Linked DNA regions of Homo sapiens: region 1 is linked to region 2. Evidence: chromatin contacts called from ENCODE Hi-C or POLR2A ChIA-PET data. All regions are on one chromosome and are shown on one strand. Each heading gives the region's core, a stretch centred on a gene start or an enhancer-like site at or near the end of the contact. The rest is flanking DNA. Distances are from core to core; before and after follow the strand shown. Region 1 has its middle 18 kb from the start of SOCS2. Region 2 has its middle 73 kb from the start of PLXNC1.

Region 1 (4,433 bases), core at 1,925-4,424, 480 kb before region 2:
CTTTTACACTTATCACTAAACTGAAATTATTATAGATATTAGACTCACTGCCATAAATTGTTACTTAATGAATTAATAAAGAACATATATAACTGTGTGACAAATATAAAAAATAATTTGATATTTACATTTTAATATAATGTATCTTTTGTTTTTATTTTATGATTTAAGCACAGTATTCTGAGAAGGGGTCCATAAAAAAAGTCAAAACTCAACACACCAGAGGATGTGAGTCAAAACTCACATCACCAAAGGAACGTGATCGTTGAGGAGGTCAGTGTAGCCTAAGGCAGCGATGGGGAGAAGGAGGAAGAGGAGTTGGAAGAATTTGTGAGAAATTCTGGAGACAGTGAATTTTTTTTTTTTTTTTTGAGCCAGAGTCTCGCTCTGTTGCCCAGAGACTAGACTGCAATGGCATGTTCTTGGCTCACTGCAATCTCCACCTCCCAGGTTCAAGCAATTCTCCTGTCTCAGCCTTCCAAGTATCTGGGACTACAGGCATGCACCACCAAGCCTAGCTAATTTTTTTTTTTTATTTTTAGTGGAGAAGGGGTTTTGCCATGTTGGCCAGGCTGGTCTTGAACTCCTGACCTCAGGTGATCCACCCGCCTCGGCCTCCCAAAGTGCTGGGATTACAGGCGTGAGCCACCGCGCCTGGCCTGACAGAGTGAATTTGTTGATAGATCAGGGACATAAAGCAGGGGTAGGGGTACGCATAGACCCCATTTCCTCCAGCAGTTTTCTGGCTGGAGCAGAATGCTTATGCTTGCCACATGTGTTCCTTTCTTCCCAGTGCTATCATTATTTACCGTACAGCATGGTTTAAAACACGGAAAACATCCATCCTTTGCTTCCCTCCTCTGTGCCTGCCAGTCCTACACCTTTCTCAACTCTTTTAGTGTTATCTTCTCCAGCTAGACTGCAGATTCTGGGCAGGCAGTGCCTTGCAGTCTGCGACCCCATCATATATTTTTCACAGTTGATGTTGAATACATGACTGATAGATTTCAAAGGCATTTCCTGTTTTGAGGTCACCATGTACACCATATTCTAGTTACAGAAATTATACCAACCTTGACATTCTGGGAATTTTTTTTTTAAATTCCCATGGGTTCTATCATTTGTCTTCTCATAAAATAATACAAAATGTGCAAATAAAAAAATCCATATGCTTGGGCTTCCTGATTGTTTTTATTAAAGTGAGTTTAGTGATGGTGGGTTAAATAATGCTGTAATCTTAAGCCAGAAATTGAGAATATGGATTTGAAATGTCCCCATTCCCTTTTTTTGTTTGTTTTTGTTTTGTTTTGTTTGCTGTTGCATGTTCTTGGCAGCAGTGGTTGATGTCAGTATTGTTGCCCATGTTGTAGACTGCAGATGTTGCAGTGTAGCTTAGTACTTTGGTTCGCTTGCTGAAATTCCTCACTGTGCTTCTTATGAGGTCCAGGAACATATAGATTTGCAGTCTGATGTATTTTGATGATTGCCAGATAAAACTGATGTCTGGCACTTTTTCCAGGAGAAACACATGTAGACGTTTCCAAGTTGATTTGTAGGGACTTAGTGTTATTAGAACTTTGTGGCAAAACTTTTTCTCAAGTGGCAGAAGAAATAAAGGAACTTCAGTTTTGAGGGCTGTTAACAGCACTTCCATTAGTGGCAAAGCTGAGATGGTTGACAAAGTACTGGATTGTTGAGATGGACCTTCCAGGCCGGGTGTGGTGGCTCACGCCTGTAATCCCAGCACTTTGGGAGGCCAAGGTGAGCGGATCATGAGGTCAGGAGTTCGAGACCAGCCTGACCAACACGATGAAACTCCATCTCTACCAAAAATACAAAAATTGGCCTGGTGTGGTGGTGCGCGCCTATAATCTCAGCTACTCAGGAGGCTTGAACCCGGTAGGTGGAGGTTGTAGTAAGCTGAGATCGCGCCACTGCACTCCAGACTGGGTGACAGAGCGAGACTCAGTCTCAAAAAAAAAAAAGAATAAGCAAGTACTGTATTTGGACTTTTAAGCATTACTGATACAGTAAAATACAGTTTTAGCTACCGACGCAAGACTAGCACCCAAGATTTTAGAAAAAGGCACTTTTTCCCTTTTATTTTCCAATAACATTTCTCAATCTGGTAACCAGAGAGACTACTCTGGGATTAATTTGAGTCTGATTGCTGTTTACTGTTCTAACAAGAACAGTTTTTTTGGAGAGGAGAGCAGAGTTTAGGAGAAACGAACTATTAAAAGTTAGCTTCCCGTATGGGCGTGGTGGCTCAGGCCTGTAATCCCAGCACTTTGGGAGGCCGAAGTGGGCGGATCACGAGGTCAGGAGATCGAGACCATCCTGGCCAACATGGTGAAACCTGTCTCTACTAAAAATACAAAAATTAGCTGGGCGTGGTGGCACGTGCCTGTAATCCCAGCTACTCCGGAGGCTGAGGCAGAAAGAATCGCTTGAACCCAGCAGGCAGAGCCGAGATGGCGCCACTGCACTCCAGCCTGGGCGACAGAGCAAGACTCCGCCTCAAAAAAAAAAAAAAAAAAAAAAAAAAAAAAAAAAAAAAAGTTAGCTTCCCAGTGTACACATGAAAAGTACAATCCTTTTCTTCATTTATATTATAATTATTTGAAGAGCAAATTAGGTATTGTTAGTGAAGAAATGAGAGTGATTACCTGGTAATATGATGAGTTACTTTTTCTTTAAACTTACTGGCTTTTCCCTTAACACTAATGGTCTGGATAACAAGTTTTTACTTGTTGGCAGTGCAGTTTAGCCTCCGAACACTCTTGGAACAAAATGACTAATTTTTTTTAACGCTTTATTGAAATATAAATTTTAGGAGAGTAAACATTTTCGATTTGGAAGAAGTAGTTACGTTACAGACCTTCAAATCCAGCTTGTTCGGGAGACTTGACATTTAATCACTAGGCTAATGAAGCGCCAGAAGAGAGAGCTTTTATGGTTAGAAAGGGAGGTGTTTTTTAAAAAAAAAACAAACGAACAAACAAAAAAAAAAAAACAAGGCTCAGCCCGAGATACTGGAAGCGACTTGACCTTGATTTACATATACAAGGAACGGAAATGAATTAGCCCGGCTAGATATTTCTAGGAACTAGTTAAGGGAGAATGAACAAGATGGGAGCGAGGAGAAAGCGTGTGTGCGTTCGTGTGTGGCTGTCTGTCTGTCTGTCTGCGGCAAGAGGAATCTCAGAGTTTCGGTTATTTCTCCTTGAAGAATTTTCAAACGGAGTTCCTGCAGGGGCTGGCTCTAGCGTCTACGATGTGCACACACTGTCTCTCAAGAGGGAAGTGATCCTGGCGCCACGGGGTGATGCAGCAGAAGTTCTTTTTGTCTGTGGCCAGGGTAGAGTGCGGAGCCCCACGGAGCTGTGGCGTGGCGGCTCCTCCCAGACGCGTCCGGGGCGCCGCTCGGGTCTCCCAGGACCTTATGTAACCCAGCGTCGGCAGCAAGGAGCCGGTCACAGGCTGACCAACGTCAAGGCGTTTCACTTTGGAAGCGCACCAGATGAGTGTGGTATTGAGAGCAGACGGCTGGGTGCAATGTTTTTGCCGCATATCTCATGGGTTATTTTAATCTTTTCACGTAGTCTTAAGGGTCTCACTAGACCGTATATGAGAATGTGGCCAGGGATGTGGCTTCTATAGATTGTCCCAGATAAGAGCATCCCTTTTGTTTTTGTTAATGCAGGGTAAATACAACCTCTTCTTAGGAGCTAGTTTTTCAATTATTCTAAAAGTGATAACATGCTCATGGTTCAAAATTTAGTCAGTTCAGAAGTGCACAAAATGAAAAAATTGTCCAACTCCCGTCCCACTCCCCAGAGGTAACTATTATTAAAAGTTTCCTTTTTATTGTTCCAGAATTTTTTTAATGCAGTCGAAGCCTCTATTTAAATCATGTTTTAAAGCACACACAAATATTATTGTACTATACTTTCTGCTCTGCAATTTGCTTTTAAAATTTAATATTTGGACTCTCTATGTCTACCTTTCTCTCTATATATCTATTTATATCTTCATGGCAACATAAGGCTTTGCCTCATTCTTTTCAACAGCTGCACAATATTCCATGATATGAATGTACCATTACTGATTGAATCAGTCTCCTGCTAGTGGATATACAGGTTGTTCCCAGTTTCGTGCTATTACAAACAACGGTGCGGTACAAATCTGTGTGCTAATTGTTGCTGTGTGCTTATGGGAACATATATGTTGAGTACATTCTTAGAAGTGGAACTTTGGGGCCCAAGGGTACATGGCACTTAACATTTTAATAGATATTTACTTTCAAATCACATTCCCAAAAGGTTGTTCCCATGCATATTTCAGATGGAAATAAATTCTGTCTTTCAAGTTGTACACATAGCTGAGGGTTTTCCTTAAAATACTGTTCATTTTTAAACAGCATATTTTCC
Region 2 (4,415 bases), core at 444-2,943:
TTTGGAATAAATTGAGCATGTGGCAGAGGAAGAGGGCAGGGGATTTCCAAGAACGACCAGCAGCACTTGGAGATTTGTTTCTTAAAAAACACGACTCCTTTTCTTCTCTGATCCTGTGGTCTATTGTGAAATGACCAGAGATTTCTCCCAAGGATCTTGAGAGAGAGAGAGAGAGAGACAGAGAGAGAGAGAGAGAGAGAGAACCAAGTGCTATCGGCAAAGAGGCCATACTTGGATGCCATGATCATCAGACATTTCTCTGGCCCCTAGAATGAGTTGGAACAGAGATGCGGCGTGCAAAAGCCTGAGCCTGGAGCCCGGGGTGATTTTAGAAAAGCAACACTCCCTCACCTGGGAGACACAGAAACCTTGAGAAAAGTGTGGAGCATGTGCTTGTGCTGAGGTGATCTATATATCTGGGGCCCAAGGTACCTGCATGGACAGCTAGTTAACATTCTTATTTTTGCCATTATTACTTTTGTTTTCCTAACTCCCCCGGACTCACTCTGCCCACCCCCACCAATGTTGTCTCCCCATCTGAAATGCCCTCCCTCAAAGCTCCCCTCCTCCACGCTGTCTTTCCTGACCAGAGTTCTCACTGACCTCCCGCTGCTCAGGGCGCTCCTAACAGTCATCTACCCACGTTATTCTGTGCGTATGAATCTGACATTCCCAATATGATTGTGCGTCAGGCGCCAAGCCTGGGCACCCTTCGTTATTCCACCTCACTACCCAGCCAAAGCGGGTGTCTGCTAAATGCCTGCTGACTCGTTGGCAGTGGGCTGGGACATAGAAATAATCTTTAAAAACTGAATTGGGTAATACAATAGACTTTGTGAAAAACAGATATACCTGAATGATGAGAAACAAGTTTGGCAAAACAAGACAGTAGAATTATTCCATCATTCTGCATCTAAAAAAAGTTAGAGGGAGAGAGAAAAATGAAAAGTTCCCAGTGACATCAGCTTTGGCAGTCCCTAATGGAAAGTGGCCTTGCCAGAGCCCTGCTCCCTCGCTCAATTGGGAACGCTTTTCATTAATGCTATTAACCTGGCCCCACAGTCAGAGGCACAGCCTGCTGGGCCAAATGTGCTCGGTTCCAATTGCTGAATCATCTCCATCTCTTTTGCCCTTCCTAATACCTTCAAGAACTAGGAGAAGCAAAGGAGGGCAGCAAAGAATTAGAAGAAGCACCAAGCACTATCAACATTAGCAAATCAGTACTAGGAAGTAGCTTGGCCGCTTCCTTCCATTTCCTTCCAACCCTGGGAACTCTTTCCATTAAAAACATTTCTCCACCACATCCATGTTTTAGACTTCTCACTGTATCAGCCCAAAGGAAAACTCAGCTCTCCATCCCCAACCACATACCATGAGCGATTTCCTTCTAAGGGAGGAAAGTCACCCTTTGCAGTTTACAGCTTAATTGCTTGACATCAATCAAGAAACCCTAGTAACATCCTGGGAATTCTGGGACCTTCTGAAAGCAGCCTGGAAGATCAGAAGTCTTTCCAGCTGCCCCCTAGACTCAGCATGATTAAAAGGTGCGGAAGGACCCCCAGATGGGAGATGTGGAGAAAAACACCAAGAAGGAAGTGAAAGTCAGACATAACCAAGAAGGAGGCAAATTTAATCTTCTCTGAGCTGGAAAATTAAAGCCAAGAGAATTCTATTATTAGGAACCTCTGTTCCGAAGGCTGGGTGGGGGCGGGATGCAAAAAAGGCTGCACTGCCCTCTATTGGGACCTAACAGCACTCAGCTAAGGGCTCTTCATTCATGATCTCAGTTAGTCATTGCACAACTTTTGGGAGCTATTAGTAATGGAAAAAAGACCAGAGAAATCAAGTAACTTGCTCTAGCTCATGCAACTAGGAAATGGCACAAGCAAGGATACTAAACCAGGGACAAATGGCTTTCCCAGTTTATTTTCTTGCCATTCATCTTTATAGCCAAGCTTTTCCTCCTTGGACCCAGAACATGGCATGTTGTAAGCGTTTGCCAGCAGTTCTCTCTGGCATGATGGGTCTCAAAGCTAGCTGCCTATTAGAACTACCTGGAGACATGCTCTAACCTGCCAAGTGTTCAAGCCCCACCTCCAGTGATTCTGATTTTAATTGATCTTATGTAGATCCTAGCTTAAGTAGGTTTTAAAAGTTCTCCAGGTGATTCTAACATATAGCCAGTGCTAAGAATTCCTGTTCTAGCTGCAGAAGATATAGAGGCAAAACACATGGCCCCTTCCAAACCTGGGACTTGTATTTAATAGAATTTAATACGTTTAGAGGGCTTCACTAAAGAAAAATCACTTTTGAAGGCTGTAGGCTTTCTAGTGGAATGTTAGTTCTGCTTTATGGTATGGTAGGCTGAATAATAGTCCCCCAAAGAGCTTCACGTCTCAATCCTTTGGAACCTATAAATAGATTACTTTACACAGAAAAAGAGACTTTGCAGATGTAATTACATTAAAGATCTTGAGTTGAGGAGATTATCCTAGATTATCTGGATGGCCCAGATATAATCACAAGGGTCCTTCGAAGAGAGGCAGGGGAGTCAGAGTTAGAGAAGATGTGATGATGGAAGTGGAGGTTGGAATGGTGTGAGGAAGGAATACAAAAAATGCAGTGGCCTCTAGAAGCTGAAAAAGGGAGAGGAAACATCCTCCTTTAGATCCTTCAGAAAGAACAGTCCTGCACAGGCTTGACTTTAGCCCATTGAGACTGATTTTGAACTTCTGACCTCCAGAATCATAAGAATAAATTTGCATTGTTATGAGCCACTAAATTTGTGTTATTTGTTACAGCAGCAAGGGGAACTAATACAGATGTGGTGCAGCTCGCTTCAGCCATCTGAGGCTTGGGTTCCTCACCTCTAAAATGGATACTCATACCTACTTCAATAGGACTAAATTCAATAATTATAAGGAATTCTTGTGGCTGGCACACAGTAAGTGTTCAATAAACGGCACCTACTATTACACTATTACACCTACTACTACTACAGCTACTATTACACTCATCCATAGAGGAACCTGGGATTCTCATCTCCTGAGAATCCCAGGTTCCTCATGCAGCTCTGAGTCAAAACAGGTGGGGCACAAAGTGGAAAAAATATAATAAGATGTGAGAAGAAAGAGGCTTTTAGTTGTGCCCAAATACATTTCTACAGGACAAGGGATCAAGGTGAATGGAAAATAAATTAGCAAGAGAGCAGTGGCAGCAGAATTTCTCAGCCAGCTGGCCTCTGGGGGATGTTTGCACACGCTGGTTCTGAACATGCTATCAGATTCCTGGCACTATTGGGTCCACTTCCCAGGAACTCAGCCCCTTATTGTAAGAATTCACAAAGAGAAAGAGAAAAGGAATTAGAATCATCATAATACCTAAAGGACCCAGAAATATACAAGTTCCCCTGTCCAAATACAGCTAGCCAGTCAATTTCTGAGCAGTTGGACAATTTCAGGTTCTTAAGCTCTCACAAGAATAAAACATTGTTTTCTATCTATGTAGTGTTGGTTGGATTGATAGTATTAATGGACATTCTACCATGTATGAGACTTATGACCTTAGGCAAATTACTCTGTTCTTCAGCTTCTTCACCTGTAAAACAGGGACAAGGGTAACACCTAGTTGTAGGGTTGTCATGAAGATTAAATGATTTATACATGCAAAGGGCATAGTAAAGTGCCTGGCACACAGTCAAGTGCTCGGTAAGTTAGCTATTAACATTCCCAGCAGGGTTATTTTTATTTTGGAAAAAGACATGAGGCTAGGTGAAGGAAGCCACCGACTTAGAATACTTTTCATGAAGAACAGTATTTTTGTTGTTGTTGTTGAGACAGGTTCTCACTCTGTCACCCAGGCAGGATGGGGTGCAGTCACGCAATCATAGCCCACTGCAGCCTCAAACTCCTGGGCTCAAGCAATCCTCCCACTTCAGCCTCCTGAGTAGCTGGGACTAAGACACAATCCACCACACCCAGGTAATTTTTTTATTCTTTGTACAGACAGGGTCTCACCATATTACCCAGGCTGGTCTTGAATTCATGGCCTCAACTGATCCTCCTGCCTTGGCCTCCCAAAGTTCTGAGATTACAGGTGTGATCCACCGTGCCTGGCAGAAAGACAGTAATTTTTAATGTCCTTTTATTGTTTTATGTAGTTTTGTTTTTAAAGGAGCTTCAAGAGAAAGAAGTCCAAAATAGGAGCCAGATACAGGCACGTATTCACTCAGCCAATATTTATTGACTGTCAATTATATACCAGGAACTTTTCTAGGAACTGGGGCCTAAAGATAAACAAAATCTGTTCCCTACACATAAGGAGTGTTCAGCATAATGGTGGAAAGAGAGATGGTAGATTCCTAGCACAAGACAGCAAGACACATGCTGCAATAAGAGTAGGTAGGGCATGGTGAA

The links. Hi-C counts contacts between places; a loop is a spot of excess contacts on that map. ChIA-PET counts read pairs that join two places held with the same protein, here RNA polymerase II (POLR2A). Pooled maps may share reads with other maps.
Region 1: a loop to region 2 is called in a pooled map, with 2.7 times the contacts of the local background. The contact joins two enhancer-like sites. A Hi-C loop is called at or near these places in 5 of 50 pooled maps. POLR2A ChIA-PET finds 5 or more read pairs at or near these places in 5 of 52 experiments (A673, BJ, OCI-LY7 and 2 more).

What each region holds. Positions count from the first base shown.
Region 1 is chr12:93,588,262-93,592,694 of GRCh38, forward strand. It overlaps a transcript of SOCS2 not described here. Among named protein-coding and RNA genes, the nearest start is that of SOCS2, 18 kb to the left of the region's middle. RefSeq lists an enhancer at 2,860-3,419. Within about 2 kb of position 3,175, at least 32 of the 41 ENCODE cell types and tissues checked have a DNase peak (open chromatin) inside an H3K27ac peak, as active enhancers do.
Region 2 is chr12:94,073,743-94,078,157 of GRCh38, forward strand. No RefSeq gene overlaps it. Among named protein-coding and RNA genes, the nearest start is that of PLXNC1, 73 kb to the right of the region's middle. Within about 2 kb of position 1,694, at least 14 of the 41 ENCODE cell types and tissues checked have a DNase peak (open chromatin) inside an H3K27ac peak, as active enhancers do.